Linked DNA regions of Mus musculus: all the other regions are linked to region 1. A link is a loop called in an ENCODE intact Hi-C map of the cell type or tissue named here. Cell type or tissue: left cerebral cortex. All regions are shown on one strand. Region 1 has its middle 7.2 kb from the start of Mir690. Region 2 has its middle 110 kb from the start of Gm46548. Region 3 has its middle 72 kb from the start of Fgf12. Region 4 has its middle 18 kb from the start of Opa1. Region 5 has its middle 140 kb from the start of Mb21d2. Region 6 overlaps Mb21d2 (Mab-21 domain containing 2).

Region 1 (5,000 bases):
AGGCAGAGGCAGAGGCAGAGGCAGAGGCAGAGGCAGAGGCAGAGGCAGAGGCAGAGGCAGAGGCAGAGGCAGAGGCAGAGGCAGAGGCAGAGGCAGAGGCAGAGGCAGAGGCAGAGGCAGAGGCAGAGGCAGAGGCAGAGGCAGAGGCAGAGGCAGAGGCAGAGGCAGAGGCAGAGGCAGAGGCAGAGGCAGAGGCAGAGAAATCAAACAAACAAGCAGCCTGACCAAGGGATGAGGAGCAAGCTAGTAAACAGCACACCTCCACAGCTTCTGTATTGGCTCTTGCCTCCAGGCACCTACCCTTATTGAATTCCTGTCCTGTCTTTCTCCAGTGATGCACAGCAATGTGGAAGTGTAAGTTCAAAAAAAGCCTTTCCTCTCTAACTTGCTTTTTGGTCATAGTGTTTTGTCAAGGCTATAGATGTCTTAATAAGACAACCTACAACAATGGATTGACACTTGGAGTTAAAACCGAAGAAAACAAAACAAAACAGCATAATTAAGTGGAAAACAAAACATAATTTTTTAGCAAATAAAATAACAATGTGTTTAAGAAGAAATAAAACAGAAAAAGTAGAAATCACGCAGGAAAATGTAAGTGAAAAGGAACGCAGCCATAGAAAGGACATTAATAGCAGTCATAAAAAGACCAAAAGCTTAGACAAGTAACATGGGGCCATCCTTGAAAGGACTAGACAAGAAAACAAAGCCCAAAGTTAACAAAAGAAACTAATTACACAGGAAATAGAAACAGGATAAGAACTCAGCTCTTAATGTTGTGTTTTTTAAAAGAGCTTATCAGGCAAATCTTTAGACAGGTTAAAGAGAAACCTTGTTAAGTCTAAAATAAATAAAGCCATAATGAGACAGGGACGTTGCAACTTGGGTTATAAAAATAAGAAGGATAACAAGAGACTGCTAGAGAATTGAAAGGGGAGGGGAGAAGAGGGAGGTGAAGGGGAGAAAGAGTGAGGGAAAGAGAGGGAGAGGGAGGGAGGGAGGGAGAGAGAGAGAGAGGGAGAGAGAGAGAGAGAGAGATCCCTAGAAACATTCAACCAACCAAGCCAGTCACACCGATGATAAACCAAGCAGCTGGTGGATAGTTAAACAGTTTGACCTCCAAGGAGTCAGTGCTGCTTCCCCCAGCTCCTCATCCCTTCAAATTCACAACTCCCACATTCACCCTGTGCACAATGTCAGGATTTCATTCACACAATCCTGATTTCCTTTCTTGTCTGCAGCAGCTGTTAGTGTTTTAATGCAGCATCTGCATCAAATGAGGAAGGGCCGGGGACTTAACCGTTATCTTATCACTCCCTAAGGAGGAAAGCTGTCATGGTAACGTCTAGGGATACCACCTCCACTAGGAGTGGACCAGTGACAGTGTGAACACAGCTACACCCTGAGCGGCCACAAGTCACAGTCGGCAAGTGCATGTAGAGGCTGCTGAAACAGAATGAACCTATGCAGTTGCTCAGCACTCAACTCTACCATCACCAATTGCTACTAGGAAGCTCGCGCATGCGCGGCAGCAGTTAACACTTGAGGCAGGCTACTTGGAATACAATTCTTTTTTCCACAGATTCAGTCCCCCCCCCCCCCCACACACACACAGACTGGTAAATAAATTGATCTAATCTCAGAATGAAGGGAAGTGTGTGTGCAGCATGTGTTTGCTTGTGCGAGATCTCAGTATGATTACATTTTTCAAAGTTTTTGTTCTTTGAAACTATCAGAGATCGATTCTGAAAATAAGGTCCTGTGTTCCATTTGGACACGGGCTGCTGCTTCGGGGCTGAATGTTTCTAGCTCTTTGTGCTTCAGGGAGATTTTCCGTGAAGATTTAGGAAGATTTTCCCTGCAGGAGCCAGCAGCCAGGGGGACGTAGATGCTTTGTGCTAGGCCTCACAAAATGCTAATTGGAATAGAATCCTTGTCTTGCTTACGGAAATAAGCTTAAAATACTTGATCCTTGAGGTCTCCACACTTACAGCGATCCATATAAAACAGAAACCATTGTTCACAGTTCATTATCAAATAAAGTGCTGCTCCCAAGATAAGCTTGGGCAAGTTAAGGCCCGATGGGCCGTAAATGCAGCCTTGAGCTCGACACTCTATGCCATACTGGGGTGCTGTATATATTTTAAGTTTTTCTTTGATTGTGCAGAAACCTCAAGCAGAACTGAAACCAAGCCTCAAAGGAGGCTTCTGTACAGTGTGAATGTTTCCTAGGAATGTAAGCTCCTGGGACCACTGCTCTGGTCCTACCCCAGTCCATGCCACCCAATGTGGAACGCAGCCGCACCTCTGCTGACCTCTGAATGCTGAGTAGGGTCAGCCACACAAAGCCTTCTGAGCTGAGTTTTCCTCATAACAGATGCTCAGTGAATTGTGATTGTTTTTTTATCACCTGCTACACACACACACACACACACACACACACACGCCTGTCTCGAAAAACAAGCAAACAAACAAACATAACTGCTGTAATTCTTCAAATGGTATTACCAATCCTAGTCTCCAACATTTTCTAAGGTAAGAACGTTAACAACGCAAAGTCAGAACTCCAAAGCTGTATCCACAAACACCGGAAAAGCACAGCCTCATGGATACCTTGATTTCGAGGAGGCTGTTCCAAAATATTAGTTATGAGGCTGAAGGTTTGCATAACTTAGCTGTAGATGTCGATGCAAGTGTCAGCTGCAAATGTCCAGCCCCGCTGGATATGAAACATGGGTTATAGTCGCAGTGTGTTTTTTCTGTTAAGAAAATTCCTGTTTATAAATCTTTAAAAGTTTATAAAGCATTGAGCTACAAAACTCGGAACGCTGACAAGTACCAGAGCGACCACACGATGGCAGCAAAGCACAGCTAAACGAGGCAGAGGCGAGCCTATGGCTTCGCAGGAACACACCCACAAATTCCCCGTATTTTCCGGGAAGTTCGTGCTTATTAGTCAGCAAGATGACCATACTTCCGCAAAGCACTTCCACGTCCAGCAAACACTTCTTCCTCGCCTCTAGGTCACGCTTGTGAGTCCTGCAGTGTTAGAGCCTTCTGTGGGATAGGAACCCCAGGAAAGGGGAGGCCCAAGGAAAGGCAAAACTGCATGGGCGCGCGCGCACACACACACACACACACACGCACACACACACACACGTCACATCATCTATTACAGAAAGATTGAAAATAAATAAATAAATAAATAAATAAATAAAAGGAATATGCTCAGAAGAAACCTAATTCAACCTCAGAATGACATTTGCATTGCTGCATGCCTATAGCTAAAAGGTATGCAAACCTTCGGCCTCACAGGCAATGTTCTGAAGCAGCCTGCTCAAAATCGAGGTGTCCACGTGGCTGTGTTCTCCAGGTGTTTGTTGGGGACACAGCCTTGGAGAAAGGGGTGTTGACACTTTACTAATATGTACCAGTAGGCTCTTTGCCTCCGTCTTCACAGATAAGCCTTCCATGTGCCTCTTCAAGAGAGTTCTTAATTTGATTTAGCATCTACCCAAATCTGCAGGAATGGTCTTACCTGGGGAGGGACATCATCAAAGATCCTTTCCCAAGAATACCACATTTATGAGAGCCTAGAACTAGTATACGGACATTGGATATAATCTTTCAGGGCCTGCCATATGACGCTGGCAACATTCCCATGACCTTCCTCCCTCCTGCCTATGGGAAGTTTGCAGATATGTACAGTACCACCCTGCAGCCCATCCTCTTCTTTAGCTGTCTCATATAGTAAGTTCTGATTTGGACTCCAGTCTGATACCTTCCTGCTGTATCCATGTGTGGTTTTCCCTTAGGGTTGATCTCACATATAAAATTAGGCAGTTAGACAAGCCAGCTGTCATAAAATCAAAAGGGCACTGGAGCAAAAGGGAATGGCAAATGGAGCTGTTTCAGTGAAGTGAGGTCCCTATCGCCTGGTGATGACTGTTGGCTGTCACATTGTCTGAGCTCTCTTGTCGGTTGCATTAAACACTTGCCTTGTGTCAGACATTGCCCTAGATTGTAGGGATGCAATGATGGCCAAGAAAGATCCTCTCAGGGAACCCCATCTCAGTCAGATAGTCAGAGCCTTGATCTAGTGTTCAAGGTCTAAGGAAAGGGCAGGAAGGCATAAGGAGTCCCTCCACAGAACTGTGAGTCCTCAATGCAAGAATAAGTATTATTAGAGCCAGACAAGAGAAAATGGTAGATGCAGAAAAGTGACTGTGTTTAAAGATGCTCCCGTGGGAAACAGAGAAGAGATGGGTATCTCAGAATAAAGAATGCCACTAAAGGGCACTAAGCAAGGATCAAGGAAGGATCTTGTCCACAATCAATGGAAAAAGTCAGGTATTGAGAAACTGAGGTCAATTTACTACACGTCACACTTGTCATTCTTACCTTTTAAGATGCAGAAGTTAGTTACCCAAGGTCACGTGAAGAGAAAGGGGCGGAATGAAGATTTGAGCTCAGGTCTGCCTGACTCCAAGATATAAACACCACGGAGAAATGAATACGCTTAGAAGTGAGTTGGGGCTTTACTTTGGAAAGCGTGCTAACTTATATCTGTAATTTAGAACACTGTGAATAAACAATGATTGGAGAGGGACAAGATATAAGATGTAAGAAGAGGTTTTAAGAAAATGTTTAAGGGAAAAGCAAGGACTCTACCTGGGTTGTACCAGTGGCCATTTTGCAGAGGCCCTGGGTCTAGAGGCTACTGCATATATTTCTATACATAAATGACCTCAAAAGAAGAAAAAAAGGACAGTGACAATGTGATTTGCAGGCTCAAGCTTGGAAGGACAAACAGGCACAGAATGAGGAACACCAATGTCCCTTGTTTACAGTAGGGGACATCATAGCTGCTGCAGATTTACACGTCAGATTTGAGTTGCTCTTGGAAATGCAAGTATCCTTGGAGCAGTTTAATGAAAGCCATGTCTGTGTAGTTAGTCATCTGCATACAACAGGGTACACTGAGCAAGCATTTAGGACAC
Region 2 (5,000 bases), 160 kb after region 1:
CAACAATAGAAAATTAACTAGGACAGAGGAGGGGTATTGGGTTTTGGTTTGGTTTTGTTTGTTTTTAAAGAACTATACACAGATCCCTTCCTTCGAACTAGGTAAACTCAAATCTCAAAGGATGCAGCCTAAACATCTCTACATAGAGAAATCACTATAGGTGTTTTGCTTTTTTTTTTTTGGTTTTTTTCTTTTTTCTTTCTTTTTTTTTTTAACATGCATGAAGTTGAGACTCTATGCCAAGCAAAGAGTGATACAGTCAGGAGAGAGGAAAACAGGGAAGAGAAACACAAGGTACCTTTAAATCATTGTTCCTGAAACTTTATCCTGAATACAGACGACCTAGAGTCTGTAATCAGTCTGTCTAGTGGGCCTAGAGTAAAACTGAGCATCCTGCAGTTCTAAATGTGTCTGCAAACCGCAGTCTATCATTAAGCACACAGATGGGTGGCTCTCAAACACATCACACCTGGGACATTTAAAAAGTGCACACATCTTGGTTCCTATCCAACATTCGAACTAAGTATCTTAAATATGACCCTTCATGAGAGTGTTTATGAAGCATACCAAGCAGTTCTAGGATGCAGAAAAGTTTCTGGACCCCCAAGTTCAAATATTAAACACTCTACGTTATTTGAGAATAGTCCTTGGGATCTTCAGGGCACAATTTCTGTCAAAGTTACTCCCAACACATCAAACTCAGTCTTGGAGACAATGTAATTACCACGGAGCACAAAGATCCTTGATACTGACTCAGAATTGAGCTGTGTTTCCTCCTTATCTTCGATGACGGGGAGTGATGTCAAATAATAAGAAAGCAAGCCGAACTCATCTTACTTGTGAGCCTCATGGCTCTCACGGAGCTGGGTGGCTCCTCTGCTCTTCAAACAGTAAAGGTAATGTGAAGGTGGCCTGACACTGGTGACAGGGTTCACATCTAAACAGAGGTCACGGGAACGTTTTCTGCTATGATAAACTCTTGTATAGTCAGTTGAATCATTTGATGATTCTTTAACTCAGTCTAAAATTAATTCCAATAAAGGAAATAATGAGTAATGCACTTATTACTTGAGCATATCTTCCTATGATTACATTTGAATCTATTGGGGACAGGACATAAGAAATGAAAGATGTTCTTATTAGAATGGAATGCAGACACAAATGCCCATGAATATATTCCTTTCCCCATCTGGAATAAAAATTCAGAGTTAGCTGCAGTCCTAATCATGCCAATTGCATCGATTTAGAAACTATAAGTATTCGTGTCAGCGTGGTTGCTAATTGGACAACTCAGCTTTGTAAAGTCCGGAAATTAAAATTCATCAAGACTTTCACTTGCTCCTTTGTTACAAGTAACTGTGAGTCCTCTGCAAAATGGCCACGATATTAGCTTATAAAAAGAGTTCTCATTGCCTTTATATCAGAGCTGTGAGCCACTAGATCATTGTTGTCTGACTTAACATAGAACTTTTGGCCCAGTTCCTCTCAGGTCTATTTCTGAAATTCCGTCTCTCTTCTGAACTCCCCAGACTGGCAGCATGGCTGGAACTCTATGGTTATTATTAGGACTTATAAACCACCTGGAACTCTGAGAGGCAGGCAGCATTCCTTATAGGCAATAAAAGAAAATACAAAATATTGCTGAAAGATATATACTCATTTTATGATGGACCAATAATTGCTGTATAAATTCGAGGCAAATGTTACCAAGAACCACTGCCAAATAACCAGATTTAATGGCCAAATACCAGGTGTCGTCTAAGCAGAAAAACAGTTTTTCATAGTAAAGTGATACTCTCTGTTGTTAACCTTATGTCCAAGAAACGCTTAACTAACTAAAACATTATATTAATTTATGATTTAAGAAAGATTGCATTTTCATTTTAAAGTGGATTCTGTAATACACTACGTATATTAAGAGACGCGGATTTTCTCTGTATGTACATTATTGTCGGACAAGGAAGTGCCCACCAAATGTGTCACAAAAATAATTTGCCCTATCTGAAAACTGCCCGCTACTCTTTCTCCACATCATTTCAGATCTTCCTTTAGTGCCAGTGCTTACCTAGGTACAATTACAATAAACCTACTAATTAAATACTCAAAATAACCTTACTGAGCAGACGGCTGCTATCACCAACACTCCAGTTTTACTAATCATACCAGAAATAGGTAGCTCAACACCACTCCCCGAGCCTTAAGTACATTGCCACAGTGACTGACATTCTGGTTAAAAATAAAACCTCGCTTCAAATATAGCTTCTTCCAGTTCTGGATAATGAATATAGTTTCATAAAAGTTGACATCATTTCTCTGATTTCACCAAAATTAAATACATTCTATATTCCTACTGGGTATCTGGCCACGTCCTCACTCAGGGTACTCACAACCTAGTGGGCATTTTAAGGAAGGGAAGAGACCTGTTTGTGTGGGGTTAAGTCCAAAGGACATCCAAACTTACAATTCTAATGGCTGCTTTGTTTATATGTGTTAGATATGCCAACGAGAAGTTGATTCCCACAGTTCATGTAGCAGTTTGTGGGTGTAAATTTTTCAAATTTGCTTATGAGGAGAATTTAAATATGTACATGTCCAAAACTAGTGAACACAACGCGCTCAAAGAGCCAAGCAATACTTCTGTACCCTGGTCTTCTTAGAGGTCAGTTCCTGTGCACGCTGTTTCAGATAGATCCAATTTTTCGTCTGATACCCATTCAAAATGCAGTCGGATGTCATACACACCCAGAAACACCATGTTTGTAGGGTGGGGTGGAGAAACTCAAACATTTTTAGCAATGCATTATTGGATATCGGCTATAAATATGCCTGTAAGCATATCCTAAAGCCAACAAAATATATGTATTTCAGTTCATCATTGTACAGGAAAGAAATCGCTTTACCAACACATCTTTCCTCCCCCTCCATTTTGGGAGGGAGTCTTATCCATCCCCCCTTAAAAAAAAAAAAAAAACTCATCCCACTCCACTACGCAACTGATGGGAGTATTAAACACTGGCTTCCACGCTGTGGGAGTTAGTGGCCTTCTTGCCACGTTCCTGCTGCTGCAACGGACATAGCATCTCCTCCTCCTATCGACCTAGTGTGATGCTCCTCCCGCTCCGGAGCACTGCAGTCCCCTAGCCGAGGGCTGCCCTGGCCACACGCACATGCAGCGGGAAGTGCCCCGGTGGGGACAGCCACATACCTTTGCTCTCCATTTCGGTCCCTTTAGAGTGCTGGGAAGTTCAATGGAAGTTGGCAGGAAGATGTGGGCCCGCTTCAGATCCCCAAATCTGGAAAGCCAATCTGATGCTTTCGCCTGTACTTCCTTCTTTCCCTTCAGGCTTCCTGAAAGATGGGATTTCTTAAACCTTGAAGCTGCGATCAGCCACCAAAGGACACTTAGCAGCAGCAGCAGCAGCAGATTTGCCTCTACATAGGTTAGGTTGCGATGCATATCTGATACTGAAAAGCATGCACAGGCCCGCTCAGAATTGTATTTTTTTTTTTTTTTTACCTGAGTCTGGAAGCTGCAAGAAGGAGCTGTCCTCGGAGCGTGGTGCTGCAGGTGTAGTGACAGATCATCCCACTTTGCTCTGGATGTACAGCAGATTTGCATGGGCGCTGGCACGCATGCGCAGGGCGTCCCCCTCCCTTTTTCACCGCCTCCCGCTCCCCCGCCCGCCCTGGCTTCTCTCCCCAATACGGTCCTCAGTATCCCAGCCCGAAAGCAGTAGCATTCGGTCACAGGAAAGCGCTGCTAAAAATAAACGCCGGACCGGATTTTCCCCTGCAAACTAGAAAATGGATTGGACTGGAACGGCGCATCAATCCCATCCGATTTTCCAGGACTGCTTACTGAAGCCCTCTAAGAGGCCGGGGTGTCTGAGCTGAGCGTGCTGCCTTCCCCAAGGCAGAGGGATTTACGAATTCTGCTTAGTGGACATGATGTGGGCTCCTCGTGGTTGCCGCAGTAACTTCTCAAGTGTCTGCCTCCCCTCTCTCCCTACAGACTTCCCAGGTCGATCCTCTCCATCCCCGTGTTTGTTTGTTTTGCTTCTCGGTGGAGTGGCAGGAGTCAGGGGCTGGTGGTACTTTAGCATCCTCCCTTTTCTGTACCGTCCAGACTGGGTGTCCCCTTTGGCATCCACCCCAGCACTGTTTCATACAGGCTCCACGGTATCTGAAGTTCTTCAAAGCGCCTGGCCCGAGGTGTTCAGAGGCGCTGTTTATCACCAAGACAGAAAGTCCCTAAAGGTGGGAAGGCACCTTATAGATATAACAATATATTTCGAAATGGAGAAATGTGGTTCCACCCCCTTTTTTATTTTTATTTTTTAATTTTTTTTAATGGCAAGGTAAACATTTTTGTTTCAGACTGTAAAGAAGGCTCAAAAGGACAAAATACCACAGTTCTTAAGCCCACACTGTATTTTGCTTATACATAAAATGTTTAATTGGGAAAATGTTACATATTTGCTAGTTTTTAATTGCCAAGATTTCCCTAAGAAGATATTTTGCTCCTCAAAACAGTTATATTTTTCTAGAGTATAAAAACGAATACAGAAAATTTAGATAACTGGAAAAGCCAAAGAACGAGATAGAGGGATCACTCACCCACACCAAGTAAGAGGAGACTCTTTCCACAGTAGATTCCCATCCCAGCTTCCAAAACGCAGAAATGAAATAAAATGTACTCACAACAAGGAACATGGGGCTGGTTATAATTTAACCTTGTAGTGATTCAAAGGGGATCCTAGGGTTTGCCAGGAAAGCGACTATGGTTATATGACTACAAATTTTTATTATCACATGACTCAACAAGACAGGGACTCTCAACAGCAGAGATGTCTTACCAGTGACTTCCTGGGCTATAACAAACCATAAAGGATGGAATCACAGAGACCATAAACTATCTGCAATTTATCTGCAGATTCAGAAGACATGCCCAACCAAGTTTTCCGTTGCATTTGGTTTTCTGCCCACCCAAAAAAAAAAAA
Region 3 (5,000 bases), 75 kb before region 1:
AGAAATAGCTTCCAAAGTAGAGAAACAGAAAGAACTCACAAAACCTCACATAATGATATGCATTGATTGCACATAGAATTTACCATTACATCTTAAATAATTTAAATAAGAGGTCCTCCAGAGAGCCCACACCACTGTCGTGACTTAAGAGGCATGTTTGAGCAGACAAACATTCACACTTATGCTACTGCGCCAAATGAAAAGAGCCAGCTGGGCTATCTTAGCTCTAAGAGGTCTGTGGGGTGGGGCCAGCAGACAGTTTTCATGATGAGGAAGCAAACCTTGTCTCCACTCACTGGAAAGACGGATGGTTGTGTTTGATCTGGAGAATGAGAAACTCACGTCATATGATCAATTGGGAAAGGAGCCACCACACAGGTCAAAAGTTTTGCTGTTGATTCCTAGTTGCTTGGGGCAAACAAGGTGGCTCTGAGCTAAAGGTTATGGAAGACTGTTCACACTGACACTTTCTTAGAAGTAATGGAAACTATGGATGACAAAGCATTCCTGAGAATGCTCTATTTGTTTTTCTTAGGCTCCACTGGAAGCTTAACTTCCCCTCCCACCCCACCCCCCGACCCCCGCGCCGGGGGAAAAAAAAGTGCTCATCCCAACCAAAATAGCAAACAAATGTCTTTCCAAAATGTTAAATTTTGAAACAGGCCAAATAAAAAAATACAAATATACCAATAAGAATCCTAGAATGGGCAAACACATCTTCTGGATACATGAAGATGCAGAGCTAAAAAATTAGCCATGTACCATATGAACATATGAAGTCCCAGGTCAACATGATTATAAAATGCCCAAGACTTATTCTGCACTTGGAGTCTATCAGAAAAACAGTCTCTATTAGGCTGTTTTAATTAGGAGCACTGTATGAGGAAATCAGGAGGCCTGAGGCTGCTCCCTCCTGAGAGGTTGGTCTTGGAAACATGTTCTCCGTATCACTAAGGTCCCTCTCACTGTGTGCGCACTGCTGACACGGACAGGCGCTTTATGACACTGGCTTGTGCTAGCTGCTAGACAGTTGGTGCCTGGTATTTACTGTGTTCCCCTAGCTACCTGGGAACCGGATTCTAATGGGCTTCCCTGAGGATTGCTTCGATGTAGCTGCAGTTTTTGTAGCTAGGGAAACACGCAGACTTCGCGTGTCTTGACAAAGGAGAGAGAAGTCTAGAAATTTATCAGAGAGATCTATAGTTTTCCACACACAGACCACCTAGGTCAATCCTATCCCATTGATCTTTTTCCCTGTTGTATACTTAGAGAATCTGGACAGCTATACAGTGAGTCCTGTTAGTGCCTCTACCCATCACACAATGGAAAATGTTGTTCAGGATCCTCTAAACAAATGTTTAAACATATACACACAACCTGAGACAGTTATCCATGTGACCCCACCCATTCAGTGGCTACTTTTAGAAGACCTTAAGCCACAAACTTTTCTATAACCTAAGGCCAAACATATTTACTATGTACCCTTATCAAAAGATCTTTGTTGGCCGGCAAGGATAGGTGGTTGCTCTACAAGGGCTTTCCATACTCTCAGTGGCTTGTTTTACTTAACTCACTTCAGGACTGTAGAAACATGCACACCCGGTGAACTGTATAATCGACCGACAGTTTTAACTTCGTCTTCTTACAACAATTTACAAGAATTAACTTTTACGAGACTCTCACGAGGAAGGTATTCTCTGGTGAAGGTGAGGGAATGAGGACCAGGAGGAAGCCTGGGCTGTCTGGATTGTTCACACATAAGCTCACACTCACAGAATGGACAGGAGCTGCGATCAGACTCAGTTGTCCAAACGCTGGGTCTTCATTTACCAGCAGTTTCTAAAATCTGCGGTGTGATAGGCATTAAGCAGTCATAAGCTGTTTAATGTAAAAGAAATGATCTCAAAATGCAGCATGGAAGTTGCTGTGCACACAGCTGTGGTGACCACTCTCCCCAGGTTAAAACAGCAGTTCTGTTTTGAACCCTTGTACAAGGGGCAGCTTCTGTTTACAACGTCTAGTTATTTCATTGTGTGTGTGTGTGTGTGTGTGTGTGTGTGTTTATAATAAAATTCAAGTCTACGTAGACCTGATCCAAAAATTCTCCCAACCCCCTGTACCCCTCACCCCCTTAAGCCCCTCCCCCAACCCCTCCTCCCATATCCCCTTCCGCTTCCCCTCATGTCTGACAAATTAACTTGAACCACACTGACCCTGGTCTCGCATCCGGTTTACGTCAATCATCAAGTAGCACAGGGACTCACCACAAGCCTATGAGGATCAGTTCCTTACTAAGGAAGGGGGTGATTTACATGAACTCTGGGGTGCCTTCCAACTCTGAATTCTATAATGCTCTTGGATCTCTTACATCTGTGGCCAGGCCCTTCAGTACCCACTATTAGCCACACGGGGGCAGCACAATTCTACTTTAGCCAGCAGGTAAATTCAGTGGCCAGAACTGATGGCTGTGCTGTATGGGGAAACTAGAAATAACCCTGGTAATTGATTGCCTTACTTAAACAGAAGGCAGTTGCACGTTAACTGCCTCTGACACACCGCGTCAGAAAACTCCAGTGACTCTACAGAGAAAAGCTGTTTTCGAATTTAAGAAAACGAGAGGTTTCAAATCCACGGAAACGGAAGCTTCAGAGACCTGCTGGGAGCACTTGTGCCACTCAGCGCCTCGCTGCTAAGGGAGAAGCCCTGGGAGAAACTAGGTCTTCTGACTCTCAGATCAACATCCTGTACTGAACACGGTGTCTTGGAAACTACATTCGCTCGAGTCGTGGGAAAGGTTCAGAGGGAAGCTGTGTTTCTCCATCTACCAGACTTTGCGGTACTAGGAGTGTCATACAAACAGCTCCCTTTATAGGAAAGTAAAGAGACTGGCAATTCTATGAGCTGAAAGGTCAGGTCATCCCGTTGGCTCCACTCAAGGAGGACTGTTAGGTTTATTCCTTTATGTCCCTCCCCAACACGCCCCCCACTCCCAATGGGAATTCCTCACCCAGTCAGTTTCCCAAATCATCAAATGTAAGTTACCATATCCAGCTATAGCTCTTAAGGTTATTCCAGGTTTTCTACTAACGCCCTTTTTTTTTTTTTCATTCCTGCAGATTTTTTCTTTCCACCCTTTGAACTCTGGTAATCCATCAGGCTTAGTGGCAAGTGCCTTTTTGTGCCAAGGGTGACTCACCAGCCTCACTTCCTTTATTTTTTCCTCCTTTCTTTCCTCCTTTTGACACTTCTGCAAGTAACTGCTCAATTACTTTACAGATGCTCCACCATTTAAGATGGCTACAGACTCACATTAGATTGTGGACATGCTTTCTTTAGGGAAGAATGCTCCAGAACTCCTGCTTCGTCCTTCTTGGGTACAATATCAGTCAGTGATGTCGTCCATGTGTCAGATTACCAGTGAGTCTGTCACTGAGTTGTCATTTGGTTTAAAATGACAATTGGTATTTTCAATGGAAAGTCCCTGTAGGTGATGGGAAGGGGGCCTGGTTAACATATGTGTCATCCTCTCTCCAAACAGCTGTTCACAGATGTTAGCATCAAGAAGGCTCCTTACCTTCATTTGCTGTGACTACAGGCTTGGGTGATGGTGATTTCTCTATATCCCTTATTTTCTTCTACAGTTGGAATTCCTCTGTGACACATGGCCCATTCTCTTCCATTTACTTATTAAATCCTAGATTTATAGCAACATCCATGAATTTTATTATGTGAATTAAAGTCTAATGTGAGTATCACTGCCCCCATTCCACCTTTACACTGTTTTAACATTCCTTTGACCAGCCGGCAGCCTTTGAGCACATCCTTGATGTTTAGGATCCTTGAATCTGATAAGTATTTGCCTTCCAGTGCCTTAGGATCAAGCATTTCTCCAAGGGCTCCTGAGTTTCTATTGGAGAAGGCCAATGAGAGGCCAAGCTCCATCTTAGTGTGTTCACTCAGGACAGCTGGAACACCTTCGCTTCTAGTCGGCTCTGCCTACTGACTACAAGATACATGCACTGGTCAGCCATGTTAGCAGTTTCCATCTCTCTCTGTGTACTCATCAATCCATCTCTCTACCCTACAAATTCATAATAATGTTCTCAAAACTAGTCAAACACCACAAGGCCTTTCTTTATTAGCAACCTGGCATTATTTCGAAGCGCAGACCTGCATAAGGTATGTTAGTTAAGGAAGACATGTGGATTTTGGCACAGCTCAGACTCCGCCTATCGTGGCAAGAAGAGGAATGGCAATGGGAGTCGGATGTGATGGAAAGAATATTTTTTTTAAAAAAAGTACAGTAAGGTACATTTAAACTGAACCAACGTGATTGTGTGATCTTGTCCGCTCATCTCTCTTAAATATTTTCTTTGAATCGTTCATCACCTACCGTGCTGTATATTTATTTTCTAATTTTATGTATCTTCTTTTGCAATGTGGTATTCCACTCTTTCCCCAGTGGCTCTGAGCAGCGGGTATTCGATGCTTTCACAAGGCACACTTCACCTGCCAATATGTGCTCTGTAAGGACTGCCTGTAGCAGACTCAGACTTCATCCCAGGACAAAGGTGGGTCTGTACACCCACTTCCAAGTCCAGTTCAAGGACCTGGGTAGTGATTCGGCTGGTAGATTGGATTCCAGAGACTGTTTGTTTGTTTGGTTGGTTGGTTGGTTGGTTGTTTTTGGTTTGGTTTGGTTTTTACTGTTGAACATTCTTTTATGTGCAACAGGACATTTTTGGCAACCCTGGATCTACACACTCATGGCACTGGTTCCCACCAAGCGGCACTTCCCCAAGCATCTTGTCCGCTTATCTCTTATAAAGTTATCTTTATCGAATCCTCTATATAATCAGGTCACCAATAATGTACCACTAATAAAATCACAAACAATAAAGTAGCATTGACAGACTTTTTAAGGAAAGGGAAAAATGGGTACCCTGGTTTTCATTTGCTTTGCAGGATTAATTCACATGTGTGTCTGCATGTGGGAGGTA
Region 4 (5,000 bases), 970 kb after region 1:
AGAGACCAGATCAGCCTCCAAACTGCCAAAGCCATCAAAAGCAAGGAAAGTTTGAGAAATGTCAGAGCTGGGAACAGGCGAAGGATGTATGACAATTTAATGCAACATGGTCTCCTCATGAGATCTGAGTAAACCACAGACTTCACTTAAAACCAGATGTCAACATCATCTTAATCAACTGTGATAAATATATGGCATGAATGTAAGAGACTGTCTTCACATTTCTTCTTAACCTTTAAATTGTTCTATAATAATAAGTTTATTTAGAAAAATACATTAAAAACTGCTTTGTGGAGGGAGAGTATATGTGATATATGTGTGTGTGTGTGTGTGTTATATGTATGTGGCATATATATATATATATATATATGCATGTGTGTTGTGTGTATATGTGTGTGGCATGTGTACATGTGTATATGTATATGTTTGTGGTGTGTGTGTATATGTGTATATGGTGTACATGGTCCCCTGGGTAGAAGTGCATGCTGCACAAGCTTGGAGACCTGATTTAGAATCCCAGATCTCAGGCAAAAGACCAATGTGACAGTGTACATCTGTAATCTCCATATGCCAGCATGATGGTCAGCAGGAAGTGTGCAGATCAGCTGGGCTGGAGAATAGAGTGCAGTGTCAGAAATAAGACAGACCCTGGATCAGATACAAGGTAGAAGGGGAGAACCAACTCCTGAAAGGCTGTCTTCCAATGTCCACATACATGCTATGGCACACATATGCCTACAAACACATATACGCATACCACACACATATATACACACACACCATATATACATATACACACTCATATACATATAGACATGTACACATGCCACATACTTATATGACATGCACATATACACCACACAATACAGCACACATACATATACATATATACATGTATACCACACACATACACACAACACACATACATACACACATACTACACACACATATATACACACAACACACACCTATACACACACACATAAACACATATTACATGCACCCTCAAAATTACTTCAATGCTTTATGGAGTATGGAGCATAATTCTTATCATATATCAACTCATTATCAAGATATCAATACAATTTCTATTGATCTTGGAACCGTTTATATCTGACAAACGGAAATAGTAAGTTAATAAGTTGTTAGTGAAGAAAGTGCAAGGAGAAAGGGTTGGGTTCCAGGCCTCAAGCAACCAGTCTTCAGCTATGCAAATCTTACCATCCTCCACCCCAACCCCACTCACACTGGCTGCACGTCCTGGTCTCTAACAAAGACCATGAGATGTGCAGGCTTTGAACTTAAGCTAGATAGTGCTTGTATCCTGGTTAGTTAGCACCAGCATGGCCCAAGGAATCAGCTCACCTCTATCAGCTGCAAGCTTTTTCCTTGGAACTACAGCAGGGGTTCTCAACCTGTGGGTCACGACCCCTCTGGGGATCAAATGACCTTTCTTCAAGGATCGCATAGCGTGTATTCTGCATATCAGATATTTACATTATGCTTCATAACTGTAGCAAAAGCAGTTGTGTAGTAGCAAGGAAAAAAATTGATTTTGAGAGTCACCCCAACATGAGGAACTTTGTTAAAGGGTTTCGGCACTAGGAAGGTTACACAAAAGGATATGTCTCCCCTCGGAATAGTTGATGAATGAAATGAGATGTTATATATGATATACAGACTGCTTAGCACAGTGGCAGCCATGTAGGAACTCTCTGCTGTGGTAGCTCTTAGCACTAAAAATGAACGAAACTTTGCCAGACACAGCTGAAAAAGCAAAGCATAAAATATGCCCATAAGTCCATGCTGATGTCAATAATACTGCACATAAACAGGTGACGAGAGTGGATAAATCCATCCAGAGGAGCTCCAGATAAGCCAGGTGGTGCCCCTTCAAGGACAGCACAACTCTATTTCTTCCTGTGATCTGTACATAGTGACTCTCTCCCAAACAGTATAAAATATAGGTCGGTGGAGAAGCCTGCCAAGAGTTTCTCAGCGAAGCGATCAAGGTTAGAAGTCAAAACTGTTATGTCATGCAGATAAGTCAGAAAGAATAGCCCTTTGTTCTTTGATGATCTGTGCTCCAAATCCCAGAATGCTGTGCAAGTCAGGCAAATGCAAACCGAACGCTAGTGTGTGAAGTATCCAATCGAAGTCACCAAGATCGGCAGGAACACAGAGGAGCTGAGAAAATGTTACAGTTTGCCTGGGGCCAAAGGAAAAGCACAGCAAGGCAGTGTGCTGCGGTCAGCTGGACGGGCATTCGCTTTCAAAGGCCAAACAGATAGAGGCGTTTAGTTAGTATTACCTTATCAGGACTGGCTCGTTACTGGTGCTGACCGTGCTATAAGATAGCAACAGGACAGACTGGGAGTCCACAGGAACACTCTGAACTATCTTTATCACTTCTTTTTAGAAAGACTAAAACTATTCTTATTAATTATTAAACAACAAGTTTAGCTAAATGCCTCATGGATAGGATGCACCGTTACAGTAACTACAGTATAACTCGTTAAAACAACCAGACTGGTGCCAATGTGAGCACATAGGTTTAGATTTGCCTTAAAGACTCGGGTTTTTTAGCCAACGGTTTACTGAGATAACTTCGCCCCCTAGTGGCATAATGCTCCATCTACATTTTGTGACTAAACTTCCCATAGACTTCCTTTAAAAAAAAAATTTTTTTTTTCAATATATACTCGGAACCTGTGGTCTGCTGGGACCACACTGCAGTTTGTTCTATGCAGGAACCTTATTTTCATGAGTGGTTTCTAAAGAAGCCAGACTAGGCACACGTCTATGCACAAAAGGGATTTTGGCAGTGAGGTACCCTGGCTCCACAGAACAATTTGACAATGTCAGCAAACTTGACGTTGATTGTGTATCTGTCTTTTAAAAAAAATTTCTACCTCTTGAAATTTCCATAAAATATGGGAACAGAAAAGGTGTGTCCTATGACATTTGTGTTTTCTTCTCCTTCATGATTTACAGAAAACTTTATTGGTTTCTGTATGCATACCCACATAGATATGACCTTATATATTTAAAGGGTCAATCTTGTGAAAATGGGAGGAGACTACATTTAATGTTTAGACTTATGTAGATGCTACTTTCTGTACAATATTAGCTCAAGACCTGAAACAGGGATACTTTTTTCCAGAGTTGACAGCACAACTACAGTTTCCAAAACTTCAAGTAGTATGCATATGTATACATTTATATAAAAGACCATCCAGGCTGGAGAGATGGCTCAGGGGTTAAGAGCACGGACTGCTCTTCCAGGCATCCTGAGTTCAATTCCCAGCATCCACATGTTGGCTTACAACTGTCTATAACAGAATCTGAGGCCTTCTTCTGCTGTGTCTGAAGACAGAGACAGTGTACTCATGTACATAAAATAAATAAAATCTTTTTTAAAAGACCAGCCATAGCAGCATACTATCCATCAATAGCAGAAACAACCTTCCTAGGTTCTTCAGTAATTTGAACAACATTGAGGACGACACACCAGTAAAAAGTTTAAAAAGAAAAAAGGGACAAACCAACAAAATCCCAGAAAACAGTGAAGCTCTGTTGCTGTTGCAGTACCAGGCGCTGTTGTTTAGTTATCTTCTCAGCCATCATCTGGAAGGGAAGCATCCTGATGAGTTACATCACTAAAAGCAGCTGTGAGAGAGCATGGTCGCTGCCACATACCACACATTCACTCTTTTATGGTCACAGATATAGCATACAGGACTGTCCCTCCCTCGTCAGTCGTGCTAGAGGATATAATTTAAAAGGCTTCATTTGAGACTTTTACATCAGAGGGCCCAAAGGAAGACATAACAGCTCTATAAAGAAACGGGACAGTGAAACGGCTCAGTGGGCAAATGTGCTTGTCTCAAATCCTACTGACCTGAGATCAGGGTTGCTCTACACCCACACACTTACTGGGCTGTGCATGCACATGCATGTACATACACATGGGCATGCACACACACCCATGCTCACATGATACATGTGCACACACATCAACAATTATTTTTTAAAGAAAAAATACACTCTAGGATTTTCTGTCACTTTTAGGTTTTCTAAAATTAAGTGGAAAATGTTTAAAGGTCTGAGATCCATACCAAAGTTAGCACAGTAGAGACCAGGAACAACAGGTCCCATATTCTAAAAGAATTAACTTCAGGGGCTGTAGAGATGGCTTAAGAGCTGAGAGCACTTCCTGCTCTTCCAAAGGACCAGAGTCCAGTTCCCAGTACCCATGGCCTATGGCTCACAATCACCTGTAACTCTACCTGTGGGTGAATCTGATGCCCTCTCGTGACCTCTGCCAGCATCTACACTTATGTGCACACCCACCCAGACACACATACGTACACAAAACTAAAAATAAATATGTCTTTTGAAATAAAGAAAAATCAGAGAAATGGAGAGAGGGGGGAAGAGGGGAGAGAGAGAGAGAGAGAGAGAGAGAGAGAGAGAGAGAGAGAGAGAGAGAAAGCGCCTCAATAACTAGTAAACATTTCTGAATTGTGGGTGAGTGTTTTCACAATTGGTAATAGTATCAGCAGCCCCTCATCAAATGTAGATGACCACCTGAGGGTCTGGAATAAAGCAAAGAGAGAGAAGAAAGGCAAATTTTCTTCTACTGAACCCTCTCCCCCTCCCTCTCCCCCTTCCCCTTCCCCTCCCTCTCCCCCTCCCCCTTCCCCTCTCCCTCCTTCCCTCACTCCTTCTCTCCCCTTTAACCAACCTCCCATCTTCCTCCTGCCTTAAGACAACAGAACTTGGAGCTCTGCACCAGCCCCGTTTTCCAGGTTTTCAGGCAGCAGCATTAACAACATTGTCCTCTCCTGTTCTAGTGGTTTGATACGTAACCTTAACAGCACCCCTGGCTCCCTGGGGTCTCCAGCTCAAGTGGCTCATTGTGATTCCTCCTCTTCCAGAGTCTAGTGAGGCAGTTACCCTAATACACCCTCTCTCATTAATCTTGATACTTTTATATT
Region 5 (5,000 bases), 200 kb after region 1:
TCACACCTTGAGGGCTGCCACAGATGAGAAACAATTGACAAAAGCAAATAGCAAAGTTTTAAGATCATTGTTTCTCTATAACCATTTGTGATGGTTTGTATATGCTCACCCCAGGGAGTAGCACTATTAGAAGGTTGGAGTATGTGTGTTACTGTGGGCATGGGTTTTAAGGCCCTCGTGCTAGCTGCCTAGAAACCAGTATTCTCCTAGCAGCCTGATGATAAAGATGTAAATCTCTCAGCTTCTCATGCACCTGCTTGTCTGGATGCTGCCATGCTACCACCTTGATGATAATGGTCTGAACCTCTAAACCTGTAAGCCAACCCCATTTAAATGTTGCCCTGATAAGAGTTGCCTTGGTCATGGTGTCTTTTCACAGCAATTAAAACCCTAACTAAGACATCATCTAGACATTTGAAACAGTTGAAAGTAAATTTAAAGTCCTAAGCTTTATTTATTTATTTATTTATTTATTTATTTATTTATTTATTTGCAATAACACAATTACAGGGATCCATAGCTGGTCAAAATGAGGCAATAAATGCCCAACCCAATTTATACATCTGAAATGGAACACCTACATCCAAGACTCAAGCAAAACTGTGAAAATATATGTAGATGTTGGAAAGATTGAAAGAACTAGAAACCAAGGATGTCTGCTGTTGGGTAGTGTCTACAAGACATGAAAAGGGCAACACCCCTTGTATGCTCACCAGAATGGCTGCCTAAACAAGACCAGCCTAATTACAACAGCAGTTAACATGATAACAAACCCAGAAAATTCCATGGGGTTTCACCTCTAAATGAAGAATTATAAGTGTTTCTTCATTGGCTGCTGAGAGAGGAAGAACCCATTTCTGCCAGGGGCAAGCTGTTATACTAGTTTTCTAATCCCAAGTGACCAGGCCTGGGCATTTAATACATGTGAGCAATGGCAAATGGACTCAGTAGGCTATATGTATGTCTCTCTCTATAATATGTATGTATGTGTCTGTGTGTGTGTATAAATATATGCATGAAATAATAATAATTAAAGGAGAGACCATGAACAGGGGCATGAGAGAAATTGGAAGGGGGAAGCAGTGAGAATGATGTGAACCCTGTAATCTCAGGGCTACGAGGCAGAGATGGGGAGTTCTTTACAGGCCAGAAAGTAGGTGATCTCTGGGTTCAGTAAAACAGACCCTGCCTCAAAAATAAGATAAAGAGAGAGGTAGATGATAGATAAGTGATAGACATAGATAGATAGATAGATAGATAGATAGATAGATAGATAGATAGATAGATAGATAGCAGGTGACCATCATTAGAAAAAGGGAGAAAGAGAGAGGGGGAGGAAGGTAGAGAGGAAGGGAGGGAAGGAAGGAGGGGAAGAACTCCCCAGCACCGCCACCCAAAGCCCTGATGCTGATGAAGGGCTCAGGGGAGCTCAGCCCTTTATCCTCTGACTATACCAATAGAGATGTTCATAAGAGGAGAAATGCAGGCGTTTACTCTGTGTTCTCCTAACGTCTAACAGCTCAAGTGAACACATCCCTCCTGCTGAAGTGCAGTGTGTACTGGAGCCTCTCCCTTTCTTCCTTTGACAGCTCCATCTCTAAACCAGATAACAAAGTCGCTCAAAGCTGAAGCTGACCTCACAGCCATCTCCCACCCTCCTGCCTTCTGAATTCCTACAGCACCTTCTGCATTGAGCAAATGCATTGTACATAATTTCTCCTATGTCTTAATTTGCATATTGAGCAAATAACTCCTCATTAGATGCCCCCAAGTGTCTGCCCCCTTTCTACATCAGGTAGAAAGAAAATATTCGACAAAAAGTAAGTGTTCCTATCAGGGAATATATGCATGTTTTTAACCCAGCACTTGGGAGGCAGAAACAGCCAAATCTCTGAGTTCAAGGCCAACTTGAACTACAGAGTGAGTTCCAGAATAGCCAGAGCTACACAGAGAGATCCTGTCTCAAAAGCAAAACAAGACAAAAAGCAAAAAGAAAGAAGAAAAGATGAGAGGGAGAAGGAGAGGGAGAGGGGAGGGGGAGGGAGAACAGTAAGTGTTCCTTTCTGTTATCTGTCACAAAACTTGGTCTTCCTAGCAAAGCTACAATTCAGTCTCCGGAACACAAGGTTTACATTTCTATACTTTTCTTGATCTTGACACTTTCCACTCGGTCTTCTGATTTCTATCTAGGTTGGCTTTTCCGAGGACCCCTCCCCCACAAAAAACAAAACAAAACAAACAACAAAAAAAACACAAAAACAAAAACAAAAACAAAAACCCACTTTCAGAATCTGTAATAGAGTTCGACTGCTACTCTGCTGCCCCCTAGAGGCTCTTGGGGAACACCAACCGGTTTTGCGCTGTGGTAGTGTAGTGAACTTCAACCTGGCAAGTGTCTGGGTCTATGAGAACAAAAGATGAAGCTTGAAAGCAGGTGTCTGCAATGGATACAACAGTAGGTTAAGCCTCCAGGCTAAACACTCCCAGCATATGGTGCTAACCTCTTGCAGCTGAGACTCTGCAGAGTGCTGGAATAGTTGGTACTGGAAGAGTTGATGTGGGTCTCTCTCCCTCTGGATATTTCCCCTCTGGTTCATCATGAACATTTTAAAATAATCTCTTTAAATGCTTGATCCCAGAAGAAATTCAATTCTAAAAAATATAAAATATAAATTGGTCTTTTGTCTTTTTAAGGCGTGGGCTTTTCCTTTCATCCCTGAACGTCATGATGAAATTACAAAGGCTTAACTTTGCTAGTCTCCTTCCAATAAATTCTCCACCAGATAAGGCCTGTAAACTCTTCTAAAATTCTGTAATGGATGGGCCCACTGTTGCACAGGCCTTGAATATCATTGGAACGATATGATTTAAATAAATATGTTCCAATAAGCATTACAGAAAAACAGAAGCCAAGGAATGTATATGAAGTAGTCGTTTCATGCCAGAGATTCCCAATAATGGCTCAGAGAAGCAGGTTTGTAATGTTAACATTCCAAAATTAAGAAAAAAAAAAAAGAACTCACTCCCATGTTTGATGTCTTCTAAATTTTGAATTAGTGTAGGTGGCTTTCACTGAAGAGCCTGTATATATGGAAAGAATGTTCTTAAATCATAGGTCAAATCTAAGATTATGTTTTGCTTTACTCAAATAAGAAAGCCACAAATTTAGAAGTCGTATTAATGTACTCCCTACCCCAAAGAGTGCCGTGTATAACAGACAAACTGGTGTGATATAAAGGGGGGCATTTGCAATAAGAAACATTGTTCACCCCTGAAGCCCTCACACTCCTCTTTCATACGAACACTTGTCATGTCTGGGAAAGGAAACTCGATGCTTACGTGTTAATTAGTCTTCTAACTGCTGTGATCCTATAACTGATGAAAAGTGATTTTTAAGGAGGAAGAGTTTGTTGTATGTCGTAGCTGGGGAGCTCGGGCCATCTGAAAATAAGGCACAGCAAGGCAGAAGATGCAGCTAGTGGCTGTGGCAGTGGGGTGTGGCACTGTTGGCTCACATCTCTAAGATAGGAAAGGGGAGTGTGAGTTCTCTAGCTTCTCCCTATTACATTCTTATCCAGCCTGGAACCACAGCTCACAGAATGGGTCTATGTATTTAGGGTGGGCCCCCGCTCTGAAGTTCATCTTCCCTGGAAAAGCCTCACAACCAAAGCTGTGCCTAATCAATGCCCTGGGTTTCTCTTAATCAATCAAGTTGACAATAAAAAGTTGGTTATCACATTTCAAGACCAACAGTTTGGCCTACAGCTTAAATACAAAACAAGAATCAAAATGTTTAGTAAAAAGTACCACCCAGCTGACCACAAGACAGATGAAACTATAACAAACAGTCCTATGTGAATTCAAAATAGCTACATACACATTTTTAGATAAAAAAGATTTCACATAGGAAACTTTAAAACCCACAACAAAGGCATATACAGAAAAAGAAAACAGTGAACTAAAAGTAGATGCAGCCAAGAAAAGACTAGAAAATAGTATCCCAAAGCTAATTGTATTTTAAGGTGTTCAAAGTGATAAATCTTAGTGTTCTTGTTTTAAGACAGTTTTACTATGTAGTATTGGCCTGCCTGGAACTTGTTCTGTAGACAAGGCTGGCCTTGAACTTACAGCCATCCATCTGCCACTGCCTCCTGAGTGCTGGAATTAAAGGTGTGTGTCACCAGACCCAGCGTAAAATAAGTCTAACTAAGAACTGAAATCACAATTTAACAATTAAATTTAAAATATTATTTATGGTATTGCAAAATTCTGATATATAGAAATAACTGTAACAAAATTTGTGCAACTGTTCTATATTAGTTCATTCTCTGTTATTGTGATAAAACACTACCAAAGTTAACTTAGAGAAGGAAGCATTTATTCAGTTTACAGGCAATAGCCATCACCAAGTGAAGTCAAGACAGGAACCTGGAGGCAGGAGCTACAGGAGAGGCCGTGGAGAGTCCTGCATACCGCCTTGCTTCCTCCGGTTCACTCAAATACTTTTCTTACATAACTCAATTACACGTGATTAAAATAGCACTGCTCATAGAAGAGTGTGTCCTTTTACATAATCTAGAAATTAAGAAAATGCCCACCACACATATTCCCAAAGGTCCATCTGATGGAAGCAAATCCAAAATTGAGATTATTCTTTTCCCAGCTGACTCTAGCATACGTCAAGTTGACAGAATCTAAGCACTTTCCTCCCAAACTTAAAACTACAAACCCAGCTGCCAGAAAGGTAAGGTCTTGCAAATGAAGAGCAATACCATGTCACCATATTGTAAAATACAATATTTAATTGTATGTCTTTTGTAGAGAGAATTTCTTGTGTATTGTAAGGATGCATCTCCTGTCAATTAAAAAGCCTATATGGCTTATGACTTAGACAGGAAATAGATGGTGGGACATCCAGGAGGCAGAAAGGATTCTGGGATAGAGCCAGGCACTGGGATATTTGCCCAGGAAGATGTCAGTAGACGGATGGGTGGTACCTG
Region 6 (5,000 bases), 250 kb after region 1:
GAAGTCAGCCTTCTTCCCCTGTGGACAGCATCTAACACAGTCACACCCGAGTACCCTACCCCACTCAGGTACTCTGAGGAAAAAGGAGCAGGAGGTTCCTCTAAGGGCTGTGAAGGAAACGAAGCCTCACAGACACTAAGAGGAGACAGAGAGGAGGAGAACAAGGAAGGCTGGACATGCTATCCCATGCTGCCTACGGCAAGAGTCCATGTTCATCAAAAGGCAGGCGGCAGAAGCAGTGCCAGGCTTGCCACTGTGCCTAGAATGGTCCCATTATTATCCCATCATAGAGGCTTTAAGTTCCAGGCTACATGAGTCTGGGGTTAGGGGAAGGGAGTCCTCTAAAGAAATTTAAAACTACCATTGGCTAAAGAACTTGTCTTAATGTCAGTTTACTGTGGGCATCTCTGAAACTATGCAACGGTGGAAAATGTTGTGAGAATCATACTTGCCAATTATCACTCACTATCTCATTTGTATGCTACAATATGTTAAAGTGTAACCAAATGCCATGTAATATCACCCACAGACACTTCAAGACATATAATGGATAATGGCCCCATGCAATACCATATACAGTGTTCTAGATCTAAACAACAACAAAAAGCTATTGTCTTTTATTATAGACTTGATTTTACTTCTTCCTGATGTGTGAAGATAGGACACAGTACTGAGTGTGTGTGAGCTTGGGAGAGGGGCGCTCTTGATGGCCTACTGCGTCCCCAGTCTGCTCCGCAGTTCATCTAGAGCTAGGACAGGCAATTCCGGCAGCAGGACAGCTTCCTACCTCCAAGAGCCACCCACTGCTCCATCCACAACCACAAAGTTCAGAAGGGAGCCCCGAGCATAGTCCTTACCCACATGGGAGAGAAAGCAGAATCTAGGCAAAGGCCGCAGCTGTGAAGCCAGGATGGGTTCCCGTAGCTGCCCAGAGAGTCAGCCCTCCTCAGCTTACACTGACCTCTGCCCACTTTGCTCCCTCCTCTGACTGAAGGGCTCAGCTGCTCCCTGCCACGTTCTTAGCGATGAACTTACCCAGCTCGGAGGCCCAATTGACCATGGCAAGAGTCATACAGGTCAGCACTATAATGGCCTACTTGTGATATCCGGTTCTATGTATAATGTGTCCCCGCTGTATGCCTTATAAAACAAGATCTATGCACAACTGCCCCAAAGGTCACTGGGCTCTCACATCAGCAAGGGTGTTTACAATCTGCATCTTGTCTGATCAGTCACTGCCTTGTTGCTTACCTAATTCTGCTGGCCAGTCCACAGATACTTTTGCCTTTCCTGAATCTCTTTTCAGAGCCATGATGAGTCCGTGTCCTACTTAGGTGTGCATCTCGTGTCTGCCTTCAGTACAGGCCATTCCTAAATATGAACTGAACAGGAGAAGGTAAGGCTTGCAGTGTGAGTGTGAGTGTGTGTGTGTGTGTGTGTGTGTGTGTGTGTGTGTGTGTGTAAGGAGGTAGCTTCTACTTTGGATCAGACCATCCCTATCCCTCTGAAATGTATAGAACGAATCCCAAATGCACATTCCATCTTTCTGTCCACTAGTTACTAATTATGCAATTACCTGTTGGTCCCCTTGTGTCCAATAACTTGTGTATCACCCAACAATGGAAGTTGGACAGATATAAAGTGAGTAAACAAATAGACCACATATCCTGGGACACGCTCTCTTCACAGAGGATGAGACGGGTGGGTAAGATGCTTAGCACGGCAGTGTCAATCTGATAGTGTCATACTGTCATTTTGAGACTTCCTAAGAAATTGTGTCTAGCCCATATGCCCAAGCAAAGACAGACGAAAAAGCCTGATAATGGAGCAATTATGAAACAGTCTAAAGGCGGGGGTGGGGGGAGGGCGGTACCACGTCTTGTTCTGTGATAAAACTACCACTCTGGGACTGTCCAAAGCATCATTTGCAACCCTGATGGGATGGTTACCGTGCGAGCTAAGGTCAAAATCCCAGTAACTGCCAACAGAGGGCATCCGTGCTCCATCATTCCTAACTCTGTAAAGCAAGGCTCCGAAGTCATCAAATCCTAGCAGCTGTAGGCATTTGGATGCTTAGTAGAGGAAGAGACCTCTGTGAGACACATTAAAACCTCGCCCTCAACCCGTCTACCATCCACCTCGGATCATCTAGATGGCTCCTAATTCGTCACTCTGCCAGAGCAACACCAGAGGAGAAAAGTTCTCTAGTACAAGCAAACACACATCTTTAAGCTAAGGCAGGAGAGAGGGTGGTCAGACAAAGCTCCCAAGGAAAGCAGTCACTGGAAAAGCTACCAGCATTCTTACTGATAATAAAGGACAGAAGTATCTTCAAGACATAATCAGCTACCTGAAATTAACTCTTAATATCACGAACAAAACATACTTTATTACTGCACTTGAAGATGCTGACATCAAAGAAAACTAAACTACAAGAACACAACCTCTATGGAGGTGCACCTGTGCAGGTTCGAGGTGCAGGTGGGTAGTAGCCTGAAGAAAACACTGCAATGTCTCAAATCAGCATCTGCCCCATGACAGCAGAGGCCACCTTGAAGGTCACCCTCTTGCTGCTTACATGGGAAAGCAATATTTGAGGCTAGCTCCTCTGCCCCGGTGCTTCCCAGAGGATGAAGAGCTGTGGTCACTGTTCCAGCTAGACACCAACAATCAACTTGGTGGCTCCTGAGAGAGGAGCCCATACCTGCAGCCCCTTTGACACTCCTGTCATCTGAATCAGCAGCAAGCTGCAGATCCTGGACTCTGGGGAATGAAGTTTAAGCTATGAGCGTGTTCGACTACAAAGAATGAATGAGTCAGATTAGTGGAGCCAAATCCGGCTCCCAGTGTTATTAATACAACTGCTGTGGCACAGATTAGAAAGCCAGAGCCCAAAGCCAGAAGTGCTGGGAACGGAAACCCAGGGTCTCTGATTTTCAACCTAGAGCTCTTTTACTCTACATGGAGCTTTTAAGCTGAGTGTGTGTGTGTACGCGTGCATGCATGCATGCGAGCATGTGTGTTTGTGTGTGTGTGAAAGAGAGAGAGAGAGAGATTGATTGATTTTGATTCTTTTGGGTCTCTATGTCTCACCTCAAAGGACTGAACCAACCTTCAAGGAGATGTGTATTTCAAACTGTCAACACTGAAATTTCTCCCCCAATTTTAAATCCACATTTAACTGCATCCAGCCTGGGTTTACTACCAGGAAATGCTAAAGTCTGAAGAGTAGCTACTTTGAGACTTACCAAAGGCACAACTTTGGCGAGACTCTTGGACACATGAGGAAAAACAGAACTTATTCGTCCCAACTGGAAACACATTCTTATCCCTAACTTCCCAGGTATTCATTTTAAAGACAAAAAAACAAAACAAAACAAAACAAAACATGGTTTTTGCTAAGATTTCTCCGATGGTTATTTGTTCACACTTGTATCTCCTTCATTCACCAGAGAGGGGGCAAATCCATCTTATACGTGGACAGTGCGCTTGCGCTGAGAGTCCTCAGGGAGAGAACTGACTAAACATTCCACCCTGTGGGTGGGCCAAGAAGTATCAAGTGTGTGGACTGGCAGCACAGGAATGGCCTGCGGTGATAGCCTTGAAACCAAAGATGCCACAGTCTGAACTGTCTAGAGCCACACAGGTATACAATTCCAAAGGTATCGGCAGCCGCGGAGCTGAATTTTGACCCAAGGGATTAAACACCGGCAGGAACATTCACACTGCACACCTTTCAAGAGCCTATTCAGATCAGATTCTACAGTTAGGCAGGTAAATGATTACAGATGGACAGAACCCCCAGTGTGGTCTGATTGTGATGCAGAAATCCAACACCCAAGATAGTGACAAGATGACACAGACCCACATTTTGTGATAAAAGTAACAGCTTCGAACTTTGAGATGAAAAACTCAAGTCTTGAAATTTTCAGTCTTGAAGAAAACCAGCTAGGGAGACAAACCCCACTACAGTTCTTGGTGTGAGAGCGTATTTTCCTTACTCTCCACTGGAGGGCGCACTTCCCTAACTTTTCCTTACAGTTGTACAGTCTCCACCGCAAGAGTGGCTTTAAAAAGCCTGGAGGTTTGACATAATTTTTGTATAATTCATACCTGCTTTTACTGATATGCTTTGAAGATGGGTCAGGATACTGTGCTTCACACTGTCTAATCCCTGATACCTGCACACAGTTTGCAGTAACCCTACTTAACAGGATGTCACACGTCACTGATTCACTGATAAAATTCCGTGGTATCCGGATGAAAAGAGACACAGGGAAAATGCCCAAACAGATAACGGAGATAGTGTGATCCGAACGTTATAAATTCAGGATACACACGAGCCTCACAATTTATGGGCTCTGCAACATTTGGAAAAGTTATCTGGATGCTTCGTACGTGCAGGCGCCAGCACAGGCCAGAGTCTGGCCTACCAGGCGTCCTCTTCAGTATATTGAGACGGGGTCTCCGGTAGCCCTTGGACTTAACTGATCAGCTGACTGGTGGGCTCCCAGGACACACTGTCTCCAGGTCTCAGGCTGGAGTTACAGACGTGCGGTCACACCTCCCTTCCTACGTGGGTGCAAGGGATCTGGACTTGGGCCAGTGCATGCAAGGCGCGTTATGGAATGAGCCTTCTCCCTATGCCCTGTGGGGTTTCTGAAACTTCAGTTTCGTCATTTCTTTAAAAAGGGGGTGGGGAGATAGTACATGGCTCCCGTGAGACTTAATGAGAGCTATATAAAGCTCCAAGGGCCATTTCTGGAACTTGGAAAGTGCTGGAAAAACACAGTTTGCTTTATACAACATAAATCTGTTCACAACGTGCCGGGTCAATGAACAACACCGACTTTTAGCATTAGTGGAACATGTGGTGTTTTGTTTTATTTTTTTTAATATATTAATTTATTTTCTATTCAATCCCTTCCCTTCCCTTAGGGGGTTGCATGAGCCCGTCTGGCTTGTGCCAAGTGGTGGTGCTGTCGAACTTGTTAAGATCT

Evidence for each region. A loop is a pair of places that touch in the nucleus more often than their neighbours do. Peaks named below come from ENCODE experiments on the same cell type or tissue, not always from the same donor. Only the 100,000 strongest peaks of a DNase experiment are listed, where the experiment ranks them.
Region 2: it touches region 1 in a loop (4-fold over the local background); 5 of 42 quality-filtered maps call a loop at or near these places.
Region 3: it touches region 1 in a loop (3-fold over the local background); 2 of 42 quality-filtered maps call a loop at or near these places.
Region 4: it touches region 1 in a loop (6-fold over the local background); 31 of 42 quality-filtered maps call a loop at or near these places.
Region 5: it touches region 1 in a loop (10-fold over the local background); 21 of 42 quality-filtered maps call a loop at or near these places.
Region 6: a loop joins it to region 1, with 8 times the contacts of the local background. A loop is called at or near these places in 4 of 42 quality-filtered maps.

The regions. Positions count from the first base shown.
Region 1 is chr16:28,590,385-28,595,384 of GRCm38, forward strand. It overlaps a transcript of Fgf12 not described here. Among named protein-coding and RNA genes, the nearest start is that of Mir690, 7.2 kb to the right of the region's middle. In left cerebral cortex, a CTCF peak has its summit at 2,851 (motif pointing right); DNase peaks (open chromatin) are centred at 1,247, 1,414, 2,875, 3,512 and 1 more place; H3K4me3 peaks cover 214 bases; H3K27ac peaks cover 1,664 bases.
Region 2 is chr16:28,749,629-28,754,628 of GRCm38, forward strand. It overlaps a transcript of Fgf12 not described here. Among named protein-coding and RNA genes, the nearest start is that of Gm46548, 110 kb to the left of the region's middle. In left cerebral cortex, a CTCF peak has its summit at 2,394; DNase peaks (open chromatin) are centred at 2,343, 2,711, 3,254 and 3,718; H3K4me3 peaks cover 3,420 bases; H3K27ac peaks cover 2,023 bases.
Region 3 is chr16:28,515,613-28,520,612 of GRCm38, forward strand. It overlaps a transcript of Fgf12 not described here. Among named protein-coding and RNA genes, the nearest start is that of Fgf12, 72 kb to the left of the region's middle. In left cerebral cortex, a CTCF peak has its summit at 2,400 (motif pointing right); a DNase peak (open chromatin) is centred at 2,421; H3K4me3 peaks cover 515 bases; H3K27ac peaks cover 583 bases.
Region 4 is chr16:29,558,434-29,563,433 of GRCm38, forward strand. No RefSeq gene overlaps it. Among named protein-coding and RNA genes, the nearest start is that of Opa1, 18 kb to the right of the region's middle. In left cerebral cortex, a CTCF peak has its summit at 2,624 (motif pointing left); DNase peaks (open chromatin) are centred at 2,166 and 2,593; H3K4me3 peaks cover 434 bases.
Region 5 is chr16:28,790,942-28,795,941 of GRCm38, forward strand. It overlaps the pseudogene Gm20018. Among named protein-coding and RNA genes, the nearest start is that of Mb21d2, 140 kb to the right of the region's middle. In left cerebral cortex, a CTCF peak has its summit at 2,334 (motif pointing left); a DNase peak (open chromatin) is centred at 2,339.
Region 6 is chr16:28,836,231-28,841,230 of GRCm38, forward strand. All of the region lies in intron 1 of Mb21d2 (Mab-21 domain containing 2), which reads right to left. Among named protein-coding and RNA genes, the nearest start is that of Mb21d2, 91 kb to the right of the region's middle. In left cerebral cortex, CTCF peaks have their summits at 1,993 (motif pointing right), 4,016 (motif pointing right) and 4,907; DNase peaks (open chromatin) are centred at 1,994, 2,829, 4,038 and 4,598.